Regions from separate parts of the Homo sapiens genome. Here region 1 is linked to region 2. A link is an interaction called in ENCODE POLR2A ChIA-PET data of the cell type or tissue named here. Cell type or tissue: Panc1. All regions are shown on one strand. Links, peaks and the distances in the headings refer to the core of each region. The heading gives the core; the rest is flanking DNA.

Region 1 (5,372 bases), core at 317-5,316, 140 kb before region 2:
TGCCTCAGCCTCCCCAGTAGCTGGGACTACAGGCGCCCGCCACCACGCTCAGCTAATTTTTTGTATTTTTAGTAGAGACAGCGTTTCACCGTGTTAGCCAGGATGGTCTTGATCTCCTGACCTCGTGATCCGCCCACGTAGGCCTCCCAAAGTGCTGGGATTACAGGCGTGAGCCACCGCGCCTGGCCAGTAATGTGTATTTCAAAGATACATTAGGAGGATGCCAGTTTATCTTTGTTTTATATTTTCAAAAACAGAGATTTAAAGAGGACGGGCTAGAGCTCTTGCATTCAGCTTCTCATTTCATAAGGGAAGAATCAGGCATATGTCTTGTGTTGAAGCAACACACACACACACACACACACACACACACACACACACACACAACGCGTTGTTTGGCGAAAGTCGGACCAGAAGAAAGCTTTCTCTAATCCTCATCAACTGATTGCTTCTCTCCTACCAGCCTCGTTCCTTGTCCTTGGACCAGCATTCTAAGTCTTCCAAAATACATTCTTGCCTCTCCCTACAGTAACTCTCCCATTGAGTTCTTAATAGAGGTGAGTTAGGTTTTGCAGATTTCTGGCTCCTCGCTCTGCTTAGAGAAGCCAGAAAGAGGCCGGGCACGGTGGCTGATGCCTGAAATCCCAGCATTTTGGGAGGCTGAGGCAGGTGGATCACGAGGTTAGGAGTTCAAGACCAGCCTGACCAACATGGTGAAACTCCGTCTCTACTAAAAATACAAAAATTAGCTGGGTGTGATGGTGCATGCCTGTAATTCCAGCTGCTCAGGAGACTGAGGCAGGAGAATCACTTGAACCCGGGAGGCGGAGGTTGCAGTAAGCCAAGATTGTGCCATTGCACTCCAGCCTAGGCGACAGTGAGACAAAAAAAAAAAAAAAAAAAAAAAAAAAAAAAAAGAAGATGTCTGGAACTTTCCCAGATATCTCTTTCTTTCCTTGTCTGTGTCCCCTAGGCCTTGGGGTTAGGACTCAGAGCTGGGATTCCTCTGTAGGCAAGGACCAATCCTGATTCTTATTCCTTCCATATAAGCAATAATTCCATTTCTAATGTCTAAACTTAGGTTGATTTTCCACTGGGAGTTATAGCAAGAGCCACGGGTTTCTGAGAAGGGGTGAGGGATGCTTTAGGCTGCAATAGCAGAAATCTGCCTAGAAAATAAAGACACGTGACTTACAGATCAGAGACTGGAAGTGGGGGGTCCAGGATAGGTATGGTGGCTCAACGCTCTCATAGAGGACGTAGGCTCTGCCATCCTTAGTGTGTGGGCTTTTCCCCTTGGTCTTGTTGCCTCATGGTCTCAAGATGGTCCAGATCCCAGCCATCTCCCCATACTTTTGTTGTTGTTGTTGTTGTTGAGACAAAGTCTCACTCTATTGCCCAGGCTGGAATGTAGTGGCGTGATCTCAGCTCACTGCAACCTCTGCTGCCCGGGTTCAAGTGATTCTCCTGCCTCAGCCACCCAAGTAGCTGGGATTACAGGCACCTGCCACTGCGCCCAGCTAATTTTTGTTGTTTTTTTGTTTGTTTTTGTTTTTTGGAGACGGAGTGTTACTCTGTCACTCAGGCTAGAGTGCAGTGGCGCCATCCCGGCTCACTGCACCTCCGCCTCCGAGGTTCAAGTGATTCTCCAGCCTCATCCTCCTGAGTAGCTGGGATTACAGTCATGTGCCACCATGCCCTGCTAATTTTGTATATTTAGTAGAGACGGGGTTTCACCATGTTAGCCAGGCTGATCTCGAACTCCCGGCCTCAGGTGATCCGCCCACCTCGGCCTCCCAAAGTGCTGGGATTACAGGCGTGAGCCACCTCTCCTGGCAAGTGGGACGGCATGCTGCATGGGCCGGGAATCCCCATATGTTTCACCAGCACAGCTAAGTCATCTGCCCACTTTTAAGCCAACTGACAGCCAAGGGAACGAGCGGCAAACTGGCAGCAGTGACACCCACAGGCAGAAGGCAGCCCAGGGTTGGCTTGTCTCGGCCTTTTGTGGAGTCCCAACTCTGTTGTCACCCTCTCCTCCTTTATCCTCTTGCCAAAGCCAAGCTCATTTTCCCTCCACAATGAGGGGATTTTCTCCATGGTATAGCTGATTTTGGTTTTGCTTCAACGGCCAAGTTTCTTCTCCAGTGTAATTTCGGCCAGCACACTGGTCCGACCAGGCCCTACTTGCCCTCAGGACATCTTGTGGCTTACTAATTCTACTGTCTGCTTTTTCCGCCCCAGTTTCCAAAAGGGAATTGGCTGGCCTGGGTGACTTCCCTAAATTTTTGAGCCAGATGACTTCAAAAATCATTGGCCAGCCTATATGGGATCCTGGTCCAGTGAACTGTATATTTGGGGACTTGGTGGGTGGAAGAGAGGCAGGGTCACATGGTGTCACACAGCTGCCTGGGCAGCGGTTTCCATGGAGGGGCCAGGGGTAGCACAGGTGATGGTGCAATGGCCTAGGGCATCCATAGAGGGTTCTCAGAGCCCAATAACTGTACTAGACAACAAGGCTGCTCTGTCGGGAAGAGAGACCAAGTGGAAGAACATGAGGCACCAGTCACGTGACTGCAAAAGCCACTTTGGACATTTCAGCCCCAATAGCTGCTGCGAGAACAGGAGGCCTCAGACATAGTGGAGCAGAAATAAACCAGAATACAAGACTCACGAAACTGAGGGCATCATCACATTCTTGAGTCCGAACGGCCTCAAGGCTTCCATGGCTCGAGAACGTCCCCCAGTTCCCACAGCAGAAATTCCAGTGCCTGTGGGTAGAAAACTTGAGTTCCCTCATGAACATGGCTTTAATAGGGATTGGAAGTGTTTCTTGCCTACTAGACTTAGGATCTTGGGAAACTTTTTGGCTTTGACAGGCTGAAGAAGGGACTGTGGAGGTAGGACTATTTCTTTCTTATTCTTTTTCCTTTCTTTCTTTTTTTTTTTTTTTTGAGACGGAGTCTCGCTCTATCACCCAGGCTGGAGTGCAGTGGCACGATCTCAGCTCACTGCAACCTCCATCTCCCAGGTTCAAGCAATTCCAGGCAGGACTATTTCAAGATAGCCATGTAACAGACAGAAAACGGGCTGGTTCTTCCAGCAAATGGAATTTTAAAATTCCTCAATGGGGCCGGGCGCGGTGGCTGACACCTGTAATCCCAGCATTTTGGGAGGCCAAGGCGGGCGGATCTTGAGGTCAGGAGATCGAGACCATCCTGGCTAACATGGTGAAACCCCATCTCTACTAAACATACAAAAAATTACCTGGGCATAGTGGTACGCACCTGTAGTCCCAGCTACTTGGGAGGCTGAGGCAGGAGGAGAATCGCTTGAACCCGGGAGGTGGAGGTTGTAGTGAGCCGAGTTCATGCCACTGCACTCCAGCCTGGGAGACAGAGCAAGACTCCGTCTCAAAAAAAAAAAAAAATTAGCCAGGTATGGTGATGTGTGCCTGTAGTCCCAGCTACTCAGGAAGCTGAGATGGGAGGATCACTTGAGCCCAGGAGGTCAAGGCTGCAGTGAATTATAATCATGCCACTGCATTCCAGCCTGGGCAACAGAGCAAGACCCCATCTCTTAAAAAAAAAGAAAGTTACCACTTTGGGGAAATTGCAGACTCTAAGCCTAAACTCTACTGGCCCGATACACATGGCAAAATATTTGGTCAGGATTCTGGAAGAATATCAAAGAATTCACAGGGCAGAGGAAAGCTTTGAATATTATGAATGAGGGAAAATTTCCATTCATCTCATAATTCATACTAGAGAGACTCCCAATGAATGGCACCAGCGGAGGAAAATCCTCAGACGGAGGCAAGCAGTTATCGGAGATGCGAAAATCACAGGGGAGGACGTGGCACAGAATAGCGTGGAACCCACGTCACAGCTTGCGCCCAAGAGCATCACACGGGAGAGAACCTGCGTCCTCAATGAACGGCGTTCCAAAAAAGCACAACCGCACCAAGCATCAGATAAGCCATTCTGAGCTCAGTCTTTGGAATGTAATGAATTGGGGGTGGTGATCATTTGAGAAGAAATCAGCCCTTATTCATCAGCTGATGATTCCCACTGGAGAGAGGGCGGGTGCTCGTCACGGATGACGAAGCTCTGGGGGTGCTCCGATCACATATAACACAAGAGGCTGCAGAGGGGACCCAAGGGGGGCTGTCAGGGGGCCTCAGGGTACACGTGACATAAAACGGTTACAAGAGGAAAACATGATGAAAAGGGCAAATTTAGAAAGTGATTTCAGGCTGGGCACTGTGGCTCGCACCTGTAATCCCAGAACTTTGGGAGGCTGAGGTGCGGCGGGGCAGGGGAATCACTTGAGGCCAGGAGTTCAAGACAAGCCTGGGCAACATAGCAAGACCCCATCTCTACCAAAAATCAAACATAAATCAATAAAACATTTTTAAAAGCTTTTCTTTTTTGGAACTTGTCCTGTTAGCACCAGCAATGGCTGTGGGGAATGCAGACACCCTTTGGGGGAGTTTGCTCAGATGACACAGTCGTGCACATGTGATCCTTGGGGCAACTCACAGGGGTGCCCTAATGCCATGTACAAGAATCCAGGCCCAGGCCAGGCGCCGTGGCTCACGCCTGTAATCCAGCATTTTGGGAGGCTGAGGCGGGCAGATCACCTGAGGCCAGGTGTTCCAGACCAGCCTGGCCAACATGTTGAAACCCCGTCTCTACTAAAAATACAAAAATTAGCCATGCATGGTGGTGTGTGCCTGTAGTCCCAGATACTTGGGAGGCTGAAGCAGGAGAATCACTTGAACCCAGGAGGCAGAGGCGGAGGTTGCAGTGAGCCGAGATCACACCACTGCACTCCAGCCTGGGTGACAGAGTGAGAATCTGTCTCAAAAAAAAAAAAAAAGAGGCTCGTGGCCTCTGGGGAACACGCCCCATGAGAAACTGTGGTGGTGGCTGCTTCGTTCATTCCTTCATTCTTTTCATATCTTTGGAGCATCTGTTCTGTGCCTGGCACTACTCTGTGGGGGGATAGAGGACAGGGCAACCTTGGGGGTCAGAGGAGGGTCAGGGAAGTAGCAGCTGCTATTTCAGATTACAGGTGTGTGTGTGTCCCAAGGTTCCAGAGGGGAGGGAGCTTAGGTGGGGGCTCTGGGAAAGAGGGAGGAAGACCCTGATCTAATGACTGCCTACCACGTGTCAGGCTGGCAGGCGATGTCTCACAGCAACCCTGCAAGCTTGGTCCTGTTTTCTGCACTTTGCAAATGGAGAAAATAAGGCACATGTACAGCTGGTAAGTGGTAGAGTCGGTACTGAGACTGGGTTGGCCTCACTCCAAATCCCATTTCTCTTATTTATTTATTTATTTTTAATTTTTATTTTTTTCTGAGATGGAGT
Region 2 (5,372 bases), core at 130-5,129:
TAGACTCCCTTTGCAGCTCAGCCTGTGGTTTGAGCTGTAGCTATGGGCAATGAAGTTTAACCTCTTAGACTTTCTTTTCCATCTGCAAACTAGGACTGTCTTTAAGCTGTTAGATTCCTTTGTAGGGTTTAAGTAACCAGTTGATTAAGAATGATGCCTTGATTTTGGTAATGCTGCATGATTTACACACTACTGACTGGGATGTGTTCATTTAGTCCTGATCATAACCCCCCCCCTTTTTTTTTTTGAGACGGAGTCTCTCTCTCTGTCGCCCAGGCTGGAGTGCCGTGGTGCGATCTTGGCTCACTGCAACCTCCGCCTCTCAGGTTCAAGCGACTCTTCTGCCACAGCCTCCCCAGTAGCTGGGATTACAGGCGCCCTCCACCATGCCCGGCTAATTTTTTGTATTTTTAGTAGAGACTGGGTTTCACCATGTTGGCCAGACTGGTCTCGAACTCCTGACTTCAGATGATCTACCCGCCTTGGTTTCTCAAAGTGCTGTGTTTACAGGCGTGAGCCACTGTGCCCAGCCTCATCATAACCTTAAAAGTTAGATTTTAAATATAACTGAGGCTCAGAGAAGGGACATCACTCTGCCTAAGTCATACAGCAGGTTTGTGGCAGAACCTGGTTTTAAACTAGGTTTCCTGGTGCCTGTGAGAAGAGGGCTCAACTTTTCACTACTTTCCCTTTTCTTCCATGTTTTTGTTTTGTTTTGTTTTGTTTTGAGACAGGGTCTGGCTCTGTCATCCAGACTGGAGTGCAGTGGTGCGATCATAGCTCTCTCCAGCCTTGATCCCTGATCTCAAGCGATCCTCCTGCCTCAGCCTCCCGAGTAGCTGGGACCACAGGCATGTGCCACCATGCCTGGCTAATTTTTACTTTTTATTGTATAGAGATGGGGTCTTGCCGTGTTGCCCAGGTTAGTCTGGAACTTCTGGGCTCAAGTGATCCTCCCACCTCAGCCTTCCAAAGTGCTGGGATTATAGGCGTGAGCCACTGCACCCAACCCCTTTCACGTATTTTTGAGTGTGCTAGTACTGGTAATATGTATTTTCCTAGAAAATTGTCCAGTAGTCAGGATTTTTGAAATTTTTTGATGTAAGATTATACCTAATATTTGCTTATACATTTAAATCTCTATATGGAATTTTTTTTTCTTGTTCTTCATGTCTATTAAACCTGAGTTTAGCAGGGCATGGTGGCACACGCCTGGAATCCCAGCCCTTTGGGAAGCCGAGGTGGGACGATCACCTGAGCCCAGGAGTTTGAGACCAGCCTGGGCAACATAGCTAGACCCTGTTTCTACAAAAATGCAAAAGTTAGCCAGCATGTTGGCGCACACCTGTGGTCCCAGCTATCTGGGAGGCTGAGATGGGAGGATTGCATGAGCCCAGGAGGTTGAGGCTGTGGTGAGCCATGATCATGCCACTACACTCCTGACCTCAAGTGATCCACCCACCTCGGCCTCCCAAAGTACTGGGATTACAGGCATGAGCTACCACACCCAGCCTGAACTCATGTCTTTCTTCAGCTCTTGTAAATTTTCTTGTTATTTCTTCAAGTACATGCTTCTCTTTGTTCTTTTTTGATCATGCCTTCCAGAGCTACTACTATATAGATGTTGGTCCTTGGTCTTCCTCTAGGTCCCTTGTTGCCTGTTTCTGCCTGTTTTCCATCTCCTTTTCTTTTTGCAGTGGCTACTGGGAAAGGTCACAGCTTAGATTTGCAGCTCATCGGTTTGCCCTTTAGCTGTTTCCATTCTGTTTTTCATAGTCATACATTTCACTTCTAAGATAATGCATTTTTTTAATTTCATTTTTTTTGTGTGTGTATGTCACAGGGTCTTGCTCTGTCACCCAGTGTGGAGTGCAGCGGTGCGATCATGGCTCACTGCAGTCTCAAACTCCTGTGCTCCAGCGATCCTCCTGCCTCAGCCTCCTGAGTAGCTGGGACCACAGGCATGTCAGGGACCATGCCTGGCTAATTTTTGTATATTTTTGTAGATACAGTGTTTCACCATGTTGCCCAGGCTGGTCTAAACTCCTGGGGTCAAGCTATCCACCCGCCTCAGCCTCCCAAAGTGCTGGGATTACGGGTGTGAGCCACCATGCCTGGCCAGAATTTTTTAGTGAGTGATACATTGTCTTATTTCTTTGAGGACATTAATTATGCTTTAAAAAATTATCTCCATCTATTTGCTTTACTATTTTTTAAGGGGATGTGATTTATTGCCTGTTGAGTTGGTGCCTTTCTTCCATGATACTGGCCTTTTTTCCTCAAATAATTTGAAAGTCTTGGTATCTGGGGTTTTCCATTAGCTTGTTTCTGTTTCCTGAGAATTTGTCTGTTGGTGGGCTGGAGGTATGGATGAAGAATGGGAAACGAGTGTGTAAGAATTCATTTATCTGTCTGACTTTGAGAGTGACCCTGTTTCTCCTGGAGGTCACAAGCTTTTTTTTTTTTTTCTTTTTTCCATCCCCCAAGACTGAAAGGTCACCAGTTTTTGAGGTCAGCCAGCACCCACTCCTGTGACCATACCTACCTTAGGACAGGTGAATCCAATGCCTAATATCTTTTTTTTTTTTTTTTAAATAGAGACAGGGTCTCGCTCTGTCACCCAGGCCAAAGTGCAGTGGCACTATCATATCTATGTATCTCTACATATCTATAGATACAGGTATATCTATATATCTAGACATAGATATAGAGATATATCTCTATATCTAGACATAGATATAGAGATATATCTCTATATCTAGACATAGATATAGAGATATATCTATAGATATCTATATCTATAATATATTTATATCTTGAGATGGAGTCTTACTCTGTCATCCAGGCTAGAGTGCAGTGGTGCGATCTCGGCTCACTGCAACTTCTGCCTCCTGGGTTCAAGTGATTCTCCCGTCTCAGCCTCCCAAGTAGCTGGGTCTACAGGTGTGTGCCACCAAGCCTGGCTATTTGTTTTTGCATTTTTAGTAGAGACAGGGTTTCTCCATGTTGGCCAGGCTGGTCTCGAACTCCTGACCTCAGGTGATCCGCCCACTTTGACCTCCCAAAGTGCTGGGATTACAGGCATGAGTCACCATGCCCAGTCGTATATATATACTTTTTGTAGAGACAAACAGGATCTTGCTATGTTGCCCAGGCTAGTCTAGAATTCCTAAGCTCAAGCGATTCTCCCACCTTGGCCTCCCAAAATGCTGGGATTATGAGTGTGAGCCACCGCACTCAGCCTCCAATGCCTGATTCCTGAAACCAGCAGGGACAAGGACCCGGGTCCTACCTGTCCAGCTCTTTCTATGGTGGTCCCCTAACCAATCTCTCTGATGGTCACCTTTGGGTCCCTCTCTACCTCCTCATCTGCATCTGTGCCCCCATGTGGCTCCTAGCTTCAGCCCCGGTCCTCTTTTGTGTGTTTCTGGCTGTGATTTTTGCCTTCAATGTGGGCCCATCTACTTTCTGTCTCTTAGGGACCCCTCCAAATGTCTGGCCCATTGCTTCTCTCTTTCCAATGCCCTTGAGGACTTTTTTTCTTATTTTATTTTATTATTATTTTTAGACAGGGTCTCGCTCTGTCACCCAGGCTAGAGTGCAGTGGCATGATCACAGCTTACTGTAGCCTCAACCTCCTGGGCTCAAGTGATACTCCTGCCTCAGCCTCTTGAGTGGCTAGGACTATAGGCGTGTGCCACCACAGGTAATTTTTAAATATTTTTGTAGAGATGGGGTCTCGCTATGTTGCCCAGGCTGGTCTCAAACTCCTGGGCTCAAGTGATCCATCCTCCTCGGACCCCAAAAGTGCTGAGCCACCACCCGGCCAGGGACTTATTTTTTAATTTTCAATTTCTAGGCTATGGGGATGGGAGGAGGAGGTGGGAGCACCTTAACCTGATCCCGTATTGTTTGTGTACGTCCCTTCCTCTTTCCTCCTCTCCACTGCCCAAGCTTGCTGCCCCTTGCTTCTTGTACTCTGAAGGCATTTATTCCCTAGCCCGGCAGGTCACATGTCTCTTCCTTTCTCCTGGCTCCTCCCCTTCCTTCAGCCTTCTGGCTCTTTCTTTCTTTCTCTCTCTCTCTCTCTCTGGCTCTTTCCCTTCCTCCCTCCCTCCCTCTCTCCTTCTCTCTCTCTTTCTCTCTCATTCCTCCTCCCCTCCCCTCCCCTCCCCTCCCCTCCCCTCCCCTCTTCTCCCTTCCTCTCCTCCTCTCTTCAGGGTTTCACTCTGTTGCCCAGGCTGTAGTGAAGTAGCATGATCATAGCCACTATGATCCTGGGCTCAAGCCATCCCCTGCCCCAGCCTCCTGAGTAGCTGGGACTACATGTGTGTGCCACCACGCCTGGGCTAATTTTTTAATTTTTATTTTGTAGAGGCAGGGTCTCACTATGTGGCTCAGGCTGATCTTGAACTCCTGGGCTCAAGAGATCCTCCTGCCTCAGCCTCCTAAAGTGCTAGGATTACAAGTGTGAGCCACTGTGCCTGGCCTGGCCACTTCCCATTGCAGGCAAGTCTCTAGACTTGCCGTGGTCTCTCTCCGCTCTGTGCCTGTTACACCGCTGCTTCCCCTGCTGGCTTCGTCCCCTCTCACGGCCCCCACACATTGGTCAGTTGGTCGGTTGGTCGGTTGGCTAACTTATCTTGCACTACTCAGCTGGTGGCCTCAGGGCCTGCTGGGCGAGATGCCCTGCTCCGTTCCTGTAGCTTGTGTGTTCACCACGTGGTGGAACGTGTTACCTGCTGTTCCTATGGACTGTGTCATCTCCTCTCCCCACCAGGGTGAGATTTCCACGGGCAGGGCTGAGTCTTTCTCACCAATTCCACACTGAGTGGTCAGTGACGGGAATGATGCCAGGGCTTGGTGGCCAAGGGTTGCAAGTGTTCTCTCTTCCCCTCAGACCGAGACAGAGGGTCTCAGTGGGCCCCCCATCCAAGAGAGCGAGCCTCCACCCCAGGTTTGCGGGGGCCCCTCCCTGTCCAGCACGGCCCCCTGACCCGAAGTTGGCAGCTCTGGGAACAGGCAGGGCTCATGTGACTGTTGCTCTCTCCACAGGCACTGGTGCCATCACACAGTGACACGGACGGTGTCCTGCCAGGTGCAGAATGGCTCGGAGACGGTGGTCCAGCGCGTGTACCAGAGCTGCCGGTGGCCGGGGCCCTGCGCCAACCTCGTAAGGTAAAGGCCGCTGGGCTAGGCTGCTCTGCCCTTCCCTCCCATTCCCTCGGACAAAACCAGTCCCAGGATGGCTCTGGGAGAGGCTGGGCTGTGCTCACAGACAAAGGCTGAGCATGCATTTATGGAGCACCTTCTGTATATAAGGCATGGGTGTGTGTATATAGGGTATATATGTGTGTGTGCAAAGATGTCAG

Evidence for each region. Peaks named below come from ENCODE experiments on the same cell type or tissue, not always from the same donor. Only the 100,000 strongest peaks of a DNase experiment are listed, where the experiment ranks them.
Region 1: POLR2A ChIA-PET joins it to region 2 with 8 read pairs; 3 of 35 experiments call an interaction of 5 or more read pairs at or near these places.

Annotation. Positions count from the first base shown.
Region 1 is chr7:101,274,753-101,280,124 of GRCh38, forward strand. No RefSeq gene overlaps it. Among named protein-coding and RNA genes, the nearest start is that of LNCPRESS1, 22 kb to the right of the region's middle. In Panc1, for the core only: no CTCF peak of the experiment used is centred there; no DNase peak of the experiment used is centred there.
Region 2 is chr7:101,414,922-101,420,293 of GRCh38, forward strand. It overlaps COL26A1 (collagen type XXVI alpha 1 chain), which reads left to right. Exons shown (of 13, transcript NM_001278563.3): 2 at 5,056-5,178. Among named protein-coding and RNA genes, the nearest start is that of COL26A1, 55 kb to the left of the region's middle. In Panc1, for the core only: no CTCF peak of the experiment used is centred there; no DNase peak of the experiment used is centred there; H3K27ac peaks cover 588 bases.